Regions from separate parts of the Mus musculus genome. Here all the other regions are linked to region 3. The links are chromatin loops, found by intact Hi-C in ENCODE. Cell type or tissue: heart. All regions are shown on one strand.

Region 1 (2,500 bases), 110 kb after region 3:
TTTTTTTTTGGTTTTTCGAGACAGGGTTTCTCTTTATAGCCCTGGCTGTCCTGGAACTCACTTTGTAGACCAGGCTGGCCTCGAACTCAGAAATCCGCCTGCCTCTACCTCCCGAGTGCTGGGATTAAAGGCGTGCGCCACCACGCCCGGTGTGTGTGCTCCCTTAAATATGTTTTATAATCCTATGTTTTTGAGACTCTGGTCTCCTTTATGCTGGCACAGGTACTGATCATGGGAAATGGCACTAGCCACAGTAACTCCTGTGAAAAAGTGAGCTACAAAGAGATTTTGTAACTTGCCCTAGGGAACGTGAAGGACCATTTATGGGAGGAACGGCCTGATGCACTGGCATCATTGGTGCAGTGTGGGTCATCCTCACTTCCCATGTTAGGGCAGTTTTTTCAGTTGGGTTGGTTGTTTTGTTTTTGTTTTTTAAAACAAGGTTGCTAGTTTCTTATTGTTGTTTGTTGGGCTTTTTGTTTGTTTAGTTGGTTTTCTTTTGAGATACAGTCTCACTTGGTATAGCCCAGGTTGGCCTTGAACTTGTGATCCCCTGCCTCAGTCTTAAGTGCTGGTACTGCAGCAGTGAACCACCAAGCCACCTCTTGCTGTCTTAAATGCTTTACTACCTGTCAGCTCATTTTATCTTTACCACAGTTCTAAACGATGAGACAATTGCTTACCTTATTGTCAAGGAGAGGATGAGCTGGAGAAGTGGTGAGGCGCAGGTCCCTAATCTCCAAGTTCATCTAACTGTAAAGCCTGAGTGTGATCTTTACTGCACCAAGGATACTCAGCACAAAGCAATGAGTTGTTCATATGTGGATGGCTGGTTTGTATTCTTAAACAGAACCTGGACAAGCAGCCTTCCATGTATGGTGCCTTGATTGATTTCAGCTTTATGATAGCTTAATTTGTTCAATTAAGCCATACTTTAAATTTTAAATTTGGTAGGGGGAGGCTTGGGAGGAAGGCTCTAATTTTTTTTTTTAACATTTATTTATTTATTTATTTATTTATTTATTTAATGTACTTGAGTGCCCTGTTGCTTACTTCAGACACACCAGAAGAGGGCGTCAGATCCCATTACAGATGGTTGTGAGCCACCATGTGGTTGCTGGGAATTGAACTCATAGCCTCTGGAAGAGCAGCTAGTGGTCTTAACCGCTGAGCCATCTCTTCAACCCCATCTAAAATTTATTTTATATGTATATGTAAATGCCCGAATGTACATGTCAACCACATGTGTGCCTGGTGCCTGTGAAAACTAGAAGAGGGCATCAGATTCCTTGATAGCTGAATATGGTCTGCCATGTGGGCCCTGAGAACCAAACCTATATCCTCTACATGAACAGCAAGTGCTTTCAACCACTGAGCTATCTCTCCACCCCTATACTTTTATGAGCTAGTGAAATACAGTTTGATTTTATCTTGTGATGTGTGGTGCTGGCAGCCTCAACTTGCAGTCAGCCGTACAATCGCCAGGGTCAGTGACCAGCAGTTTACACCTGCTATGTTACCCAGCATCTTCAGGGACATTAAGTGCATGACCCATGTATATTTTCAACTCAAAACAGGCTTGTCAAAAATATGGTCTTTCGCCAGGCAGTGTTGGCTCATGCCTTTAATCCCAGCACTTGGGAGGCAGAGGCAGGCGAACTTCTGAGTTCCAGGACAGCCTGGTCTACAAAGTGAGTTCCAGGACAGCCAGGGCTACACAGAGAAACCCTGTTTCAAAAAACCAAAAATAAATAAATAAATAATGGTCTTTCATAACTCTTAAAAAAATTTGTGTTATTAAGTCTAAGTATTCAAATCACGATAACCTAGCAACCATTTGAAAAAATAATACTCAGAAAATGGAAGTACAATAGTAATTTGATTCTTTAATAATAATGATTGCCTATTAATGGAAAGTATACACCAGTGGTTTTTATTGCATTTTAATTTATTTCCTGTGTGTACATGCACAGGTGCATGCCACAGTGCATGTGTCGTGGTCAGAGAACAACTTACGTGAGTTGGTTCTCGCCTTTTACCGTATAGGTTCCAAGAATTAAGCCCAGGTCATCGGGCATAGCAGAAAGCACCTACCCTGCTCAGCGCCTCACCAGCCTCATTTCTTGATCTTAAACTTCGGACTCAAATAGCTTATGTGCACTCCTAGCTTCTGTTTTGTGTAAGCAAATGTGGGGGTTGGTAGGGATCAAACCAGGGCCTTGCATGTACATGCTAGGCAAGCTTTGTTCCACTGAACGACATCCCCAGGCCTTGGGGCTTTTGTTGGGTGGTTGTGGTAGTTGTTTGAGACTAGCTCTCAATTATTAAGCCCTGGCTGGCCTAGAACGCACTGTGTAGACCAGGCTGGCCTTAAACTTTCAGAAATATACCTGCCTCTGCTGCCTCAGTGCTGGAATTAAAGGTGTGTGCCACCATGCCTGGCCAGTCCTGTCTGTTTGTTTGTTTGTCTGTTTTGAGACAGGGTTCTCACTATGTAACC
Region 2 (2,500 bases), 240 kb after region 3:
CTTGCTTCTTGGTCATGATGTTTGTGCAGGAATAGAAACCCTGACTAAGACAGAGGTTTAGTCGGAGGTGTTACGACCACCCCTCCCCACTCTACCCCCCGACTTATTTCTGGGAATCTAACCAACCTGTATTTTCAGAAGCTGGCCATCCCCTCCCCCTCTCTCCTCAGAGCCAGTAGGAGAGCATACCTGTAGGGGTGCAGCGATTCAGGTCCCTCAGATTGTATAGCTTGTCTGCCAGCTTCACCAGTTTGGCCCCTGGGCTGCTGTGTGGTGCCTGCTCCACCTGTTGCCGCTTTCTTTCCAGTTTGGGCAGAGTCTTGTCATCTGTTACCTCCTCCACCAAGCGTCGAACCTGTGCTCCAAAGTGCAGCTCTACCTCATCCAGGGTAGTATCTGTGTCTTCTACTGTGTCATGGAGCAGGGCGGCCTGGGGATAGGTTACCATTCAGCCCAGTGACACTAACCTACTAGCCAAATAAATAGCACCCATTGTTCAACAGTACTCTGGTTTCCCGCACCAGCCTCCTGGCAGAGAAGGGTAGCCTTACCTGTAACACCACAATATCAGTGATTCCAGCCTCATGGGTTAGGATCCGGGCTACACCTGGCAGGGGCAAAGCAGAAGTCAGTCTAGAAGGAGCCAGATGTAGCACCTCACCAGCTGGATGACCTTGGAAAGTCCCTTACCCTCTTGGGATATCGACTGTACCAAGGGAGCACTCCTGCCTTCTACCCCAGGTGAGGCTTACACGCATAACGCATGAAAAGTGGTTGATACAACGCTTGGGACTCGAAGAAGGCGCTCAGTAATTTATATGCGCTTTGTGTTCCCGTCCCAGTTAGTCCCCACCCGCCACGGGCCGCGAGGGCTGCTTCCCAACTGGCGCGCCCACCGATGGGGTGATTAATGTAGGGAGTCCCTTCAGGATCTTTTCGTCGCTGCTGTCGGTGTTTGTGAGCGGCGAAGTCAGCAGCCTCCAGCAGCTGAGCTGCCTCCGAGCCCATTGCGCTGGTGGCGCGAGGGACTGAAGCTTCGGAGTCCGAACAAATCACCTATAGCGCCGCCTGGCGCTTCGGAGGCTCGGAGAACGGAACTATTTCTAACAAGCTGTAATTCATTCATCCCCCCTCCCCCAACGTGTGTGCGCGTGCGTGTGGATTATAGAGGCTATAAGTCTCCACCTTAGTTTTTGGAGACAAAGACTCTCCTTGAACCTGTAGCCCAGGTATTTAGCAAGACTAGCTACCGAACGAGTTTCAAGGAGTCTCCTGTCTCTGCCTCCACAGTACAACAGGCGTAGGTTGCCATCCCCAGCTTTTTTACCTGGCTATTGCAATAATCTGAAAGAATGCAAGTCCTTATTCTTGTGCAGCAAGCACTTTACCCACTGAACCATCATCCCATTCTCAACGGAGGTTCTTTAAAGACCGAGATCCTGGATATAGAAGTTTTCAACAATCACAGCGGCTGGTGCAGCGTTCTCCCCACCATGCCCCAGGACGTAGTAGAACTAACAGTCTTTGCAGAAAAGGGAGACAAAACCAAAAGTGATAGTTTCACAGAGTGCTGGGTACAGAGCTGGAAGGCACGGGTGGCCGTGGGATCGTGGGGGGAAAGCCCATTTTATCTAGCCTGGGAGGCAGAGACAGCGTCTTCCACGAGAAAAAGGCCATCTACAGCCTGGCACAACACCCAGACCGTTTTCAACGTGCTCCAAACATCGCTCTCCTCACAGGGTCAGTCTCTGTTATCTTGGGCATCTGAACCTAACATCTTGGCCCTAGAGATGCTAGGATTTGACCTGGAGAGTTGGATCTTGCTTAATTGCTTCAGATGTGGGCTCCTGGGACACAACACTGTTTCTACAGAAACCGTTTGCATTCATCTCTTGAATCATGAGGGAGCCTGCTTCAGTCCCCAGACCTCTGCTCTGGGCCCTTGAGGTAGTGAGTCTTGTCCCCGCGGTTTCAGGAGCATAGTGTTGCCTAGCTTGGGTAGGCACTGGAACAATCCTTCTCTCTTTACCGGCCATCGAGCTTTGGATCTTCTGGAGAAATCCCGTCTTGGCGTTGGCAGCTCTGAAGTATGAGGGATAAGCAAGACCTTGGCATCTCCCCAAAGGGTTCTGAGAAGTGGAGACAGCCAGCTGCTAAGTGTATTCCACCAGGCAGGTAGCTTTTGTGTCTGGGCTGGCAGCTGGGGAGATAAGGCTCAGGGGAAAGCCTAATGACTGGACTCTCTGACAGGCTTGGTGGTTGCCATGGCGCTGCAGTTACAGAGGGATGCCCCACAGGCTGAACAGAGGTCTCTGGGGTCTAAAATGGAATAATCCATATCCCCCAAGGTGTCCGTGCAGCCTAGAAATTGAGGAATGGGTAGATAGAAACACAGTTGGCTTCACACGCTCATTTCATTTCTTTCTTTCTTCTTTCCTTTCTTTCTTTCTTTCTTCCTTTTTGACAATGGCTCAACTTTTTCTCTCCTGGCATTCCTTTC
Region 3 (2,500 bases):
CTCGGGTCCTGCCTTGTTAGTTCCTATCCTGCTGACCCTCCCCCAACCCAGAAGCCCTCCCTTGGACTACACCCTTTCCCTCAGGCCCACACACTCCCCTATAGTCCTTCATCATCTGCTTCCGCCAAGCGTGTACCCCTCACCCTCGGTCTCATCCACGTGCCACCCCACCTACCTTCTACTTACAAATCTGTGCGTGAGGACTGCACAGATGGCTCAGTGGTTATGAGTACCGATTGCTTTTTCAGAGGACCTGGGTTCAACTCCCAGCACCCACCTAGCAGCTCACACCTATCTGTAATTCTGGTTCCTGAGAATCTGGCACCCTCACATGTAGGCAAAACACCAAAGCACAGAAGAAGAATAAACCTTGTTAAAAGTGAAAAAATCTGTGGGTGAGAAACCATCCCTCAGTATTGGCCTTCCATGCCCACAGTTCTCAAGGGTTCAGGTGGGCGCGTGGCTGTTGCCCTTATGCCGAATCCCTGTGCCTGGCATAGAGTCGGAGCTCAGTCACTACCTCCCTGCTGCTAAGCTCTTTCTGTGGTCACAGTTGTCACCCCAGTGCTCCAGCTGCTGAGTAAGCCATTCTCTCCACACTCAATCCAGCCTGAGCCCCAGTGGGACACTCAGAAGCCCCCACTCTGGCTCCCTCCTCACCCCTGCTCACCCAGCAGCCCCGTCTACACTCAACAGAGTGGTGCTTTTTTTCCATATTTTCTGCTCATTCTTTGAGAATTTCATACATCTCTGCAGTGGATACTGGTTAAACAACACACCCCATGCCCCCTTCACCTCCTAGACCTCACCGCCACCTCCCTCCCCCCACACCAATTCATCCTTTTATAGCCCATGGGGTTCAGTGAGCACTGTCCTTAGCCACTGGGACACGGGCATCCTAAAGGATCACGTCCACTCAGAGGGACAGATTTTACTTCATCTTTCTGCACCTCTGAAATGAAACAAACACCTTCCATGTCATGATACTGGGTTGTGGGAAGTGAACTTGCACAATTCAAGAATTTAGAATTGTTCCTGGCACCAAGAATTCCATCAGCCGATGTCAGTTTTTTTAAGACCCTGGCTGGCCTGGAGTTCACAGGGATCCTCCTTTGCCTCTGACTCCAGCGCTGGAACTGAAGCCATGCCACACCTGGCAGTCAACATCATTTTTTACAACTATTTGTTACATGAATCTGTCCCTTTGAGGACAATATGTACTGATGCTTAGAGTACTGGGCTTGTACAACACTTGATTTGAAATGCCAAATATTAGCACTGGAGGGTTACTCTAAATGGGCTTCACTGTGCAGCTCTGGAAAGTAAGATTTGCAGTAAGATCTTGGGGCTGTGTCCCCATGTGAACACTAGATGGAGCTGAGGCTGTACGAGTGGTTCTAAGGACAGGGGAAACAACCAAAGAAAGAGAGCCACTTGATCCCCTGGGTCTCTGAAGATTGGCATCAGGAAGGACTGACGCCCACAGTGACAGAAGGCCATCAGCATCCTTAGTGACCACTACCAACGATCAGACACTGCACACCCACGTTCCTTCCAGCAACCTAAAAGAACTGCAGAGAGGCTCAGGGTCACCTATCTGCCAGTGGGCACGCAAGGCCCTGACCCTAAGGAGACTGACTCCACGACCTCCTGCTTTCTGTCTCTGTCCTTGCCATGGCACAGGATTCCCAAGGCTTCAAGCTACATCCTGAAGCCGGGCAAGCTGCTATACACATGGAAGCCGAATGCTTGGGAGGTGGGACAGATGTCCACGGCCAGCCTCAGCTATATGACAAGACTGAAGCCAGCCTGGGCTACATGATACCCTGTCTTAGAAATACATACATATATATACACGTATACATACATACATATATATGGAGAGAGAGAGAGAGAGAGAGAGGTGCTGGAGAGGGAACTCAGTGGTTAAGATCACTGACTGCTCTTCAGAGAACCCAGACTCAATTCCCAGCACCTGCACGGCAGCTCACAACCATTCAAGACTCCAGTTCCAGGGAGCCTATGCCCTTTTCTGGCCTCTGTAGGCACTGGATGCATTTTTTTTAATGTAAAATTTAAAAAAAAAAAAAAGGTGTTTTAAAGGGCTTTACTGGCCTGGGGAAGAAAGTGAAACCCTGAATTGATCTCTACCACTGTCCAGAAAGAAAGAGCCTTGTTTTTATAAATGTGCACATTCATGATCACAGATGCAAAACAGCGCCGAGCCACACCCCTGAGGCTAGGCTTTCAAGTGGTTGGAACCTGGAACTCCTAGAAATCACTGGGGCTGGCTGGTACCCAGGCAGCTTTGGTAGAGAGGTGTGCACCGTGGATGATAGAGAAAGGATCAGCGGTAGGGGAATGCGCCCCAGTAATAGTGTGCTTTTAAGAAAAAAAAATTCTGTTTAACAGAACAAAAGGAAATCTAGATGTGATGGGGAAAGTTACCAAGCCACAAAGAGTCACATGCTTTTTACGTCGCTAATACGTTTTTTCAAAG

The links. A loop is a pair of places that touch in the nucleus more often than their neighbours do. Peaks named below come from ENCODE experiments on the same cell type or tissue, not always from the same donor. Only the 100,000 strongest peaks of a DNase experiment are listed, where the experiment ranks them.
Region 1: it touches region 3 in a loop (2.2-fold over the local background); 3 of 42 quality-filtered maps call a loop at or near these places.
Region 2: it touches region 3 in a loop (4-fold over the local background); 4 of 42 quality-filtered maps call a loop at or near these places.

The regions. Positions count from the first base shown.
Region 1 is chr7:80,470,546-80,473,045 of GRCm38, reverse strand. The region is part of intron 15 of Blm (Bloom syndrome, RecQ like helicase); the gene reads left to right. Among named protein-coding and RNA genes, the nearest start is that of Blm, 63 kb to the left of the region's middle. In heart, a CTCF peak has its summit at 1,094 (motif pointing right); no DNase peak of the experiment used is centred here.
Region 2 is chr7:80,341,646-80,344,145 of GRCm38, reverse strand. It overlaps Hddc3 (HD domain containing 3), which reads right to left and starts at 1,009. Exons shown (of 4, transcript NM_026812.2): 1 at 897-1,009; 2 at 552-607; 3 at 190-430. The coding sequence starts at 1,008. In heart, CTCF peaks have their summits at 850 and 1,057; DNase peaks (open chromatin) are centred at 1,055 and 2,246; H3K4me3 peaks cover 1,289 bases; H3K27ac peaks cover 1,124 bases.
Region 3 is chr7:80,583,135-80,585,634 of GRCm38, reverse strand. No RefSeq gene overlaps it. Among named protein-coding and RNA genes, the nearest start is that of Gm42398, 28 kb to the right of the region's middle. In heart, a CTCF peak has its summit at 1,359 (motif pointing right); DNase peaks (open chromatin) are centred at 1,564 and 2,267; H3K27ac peaks cover 635 bases.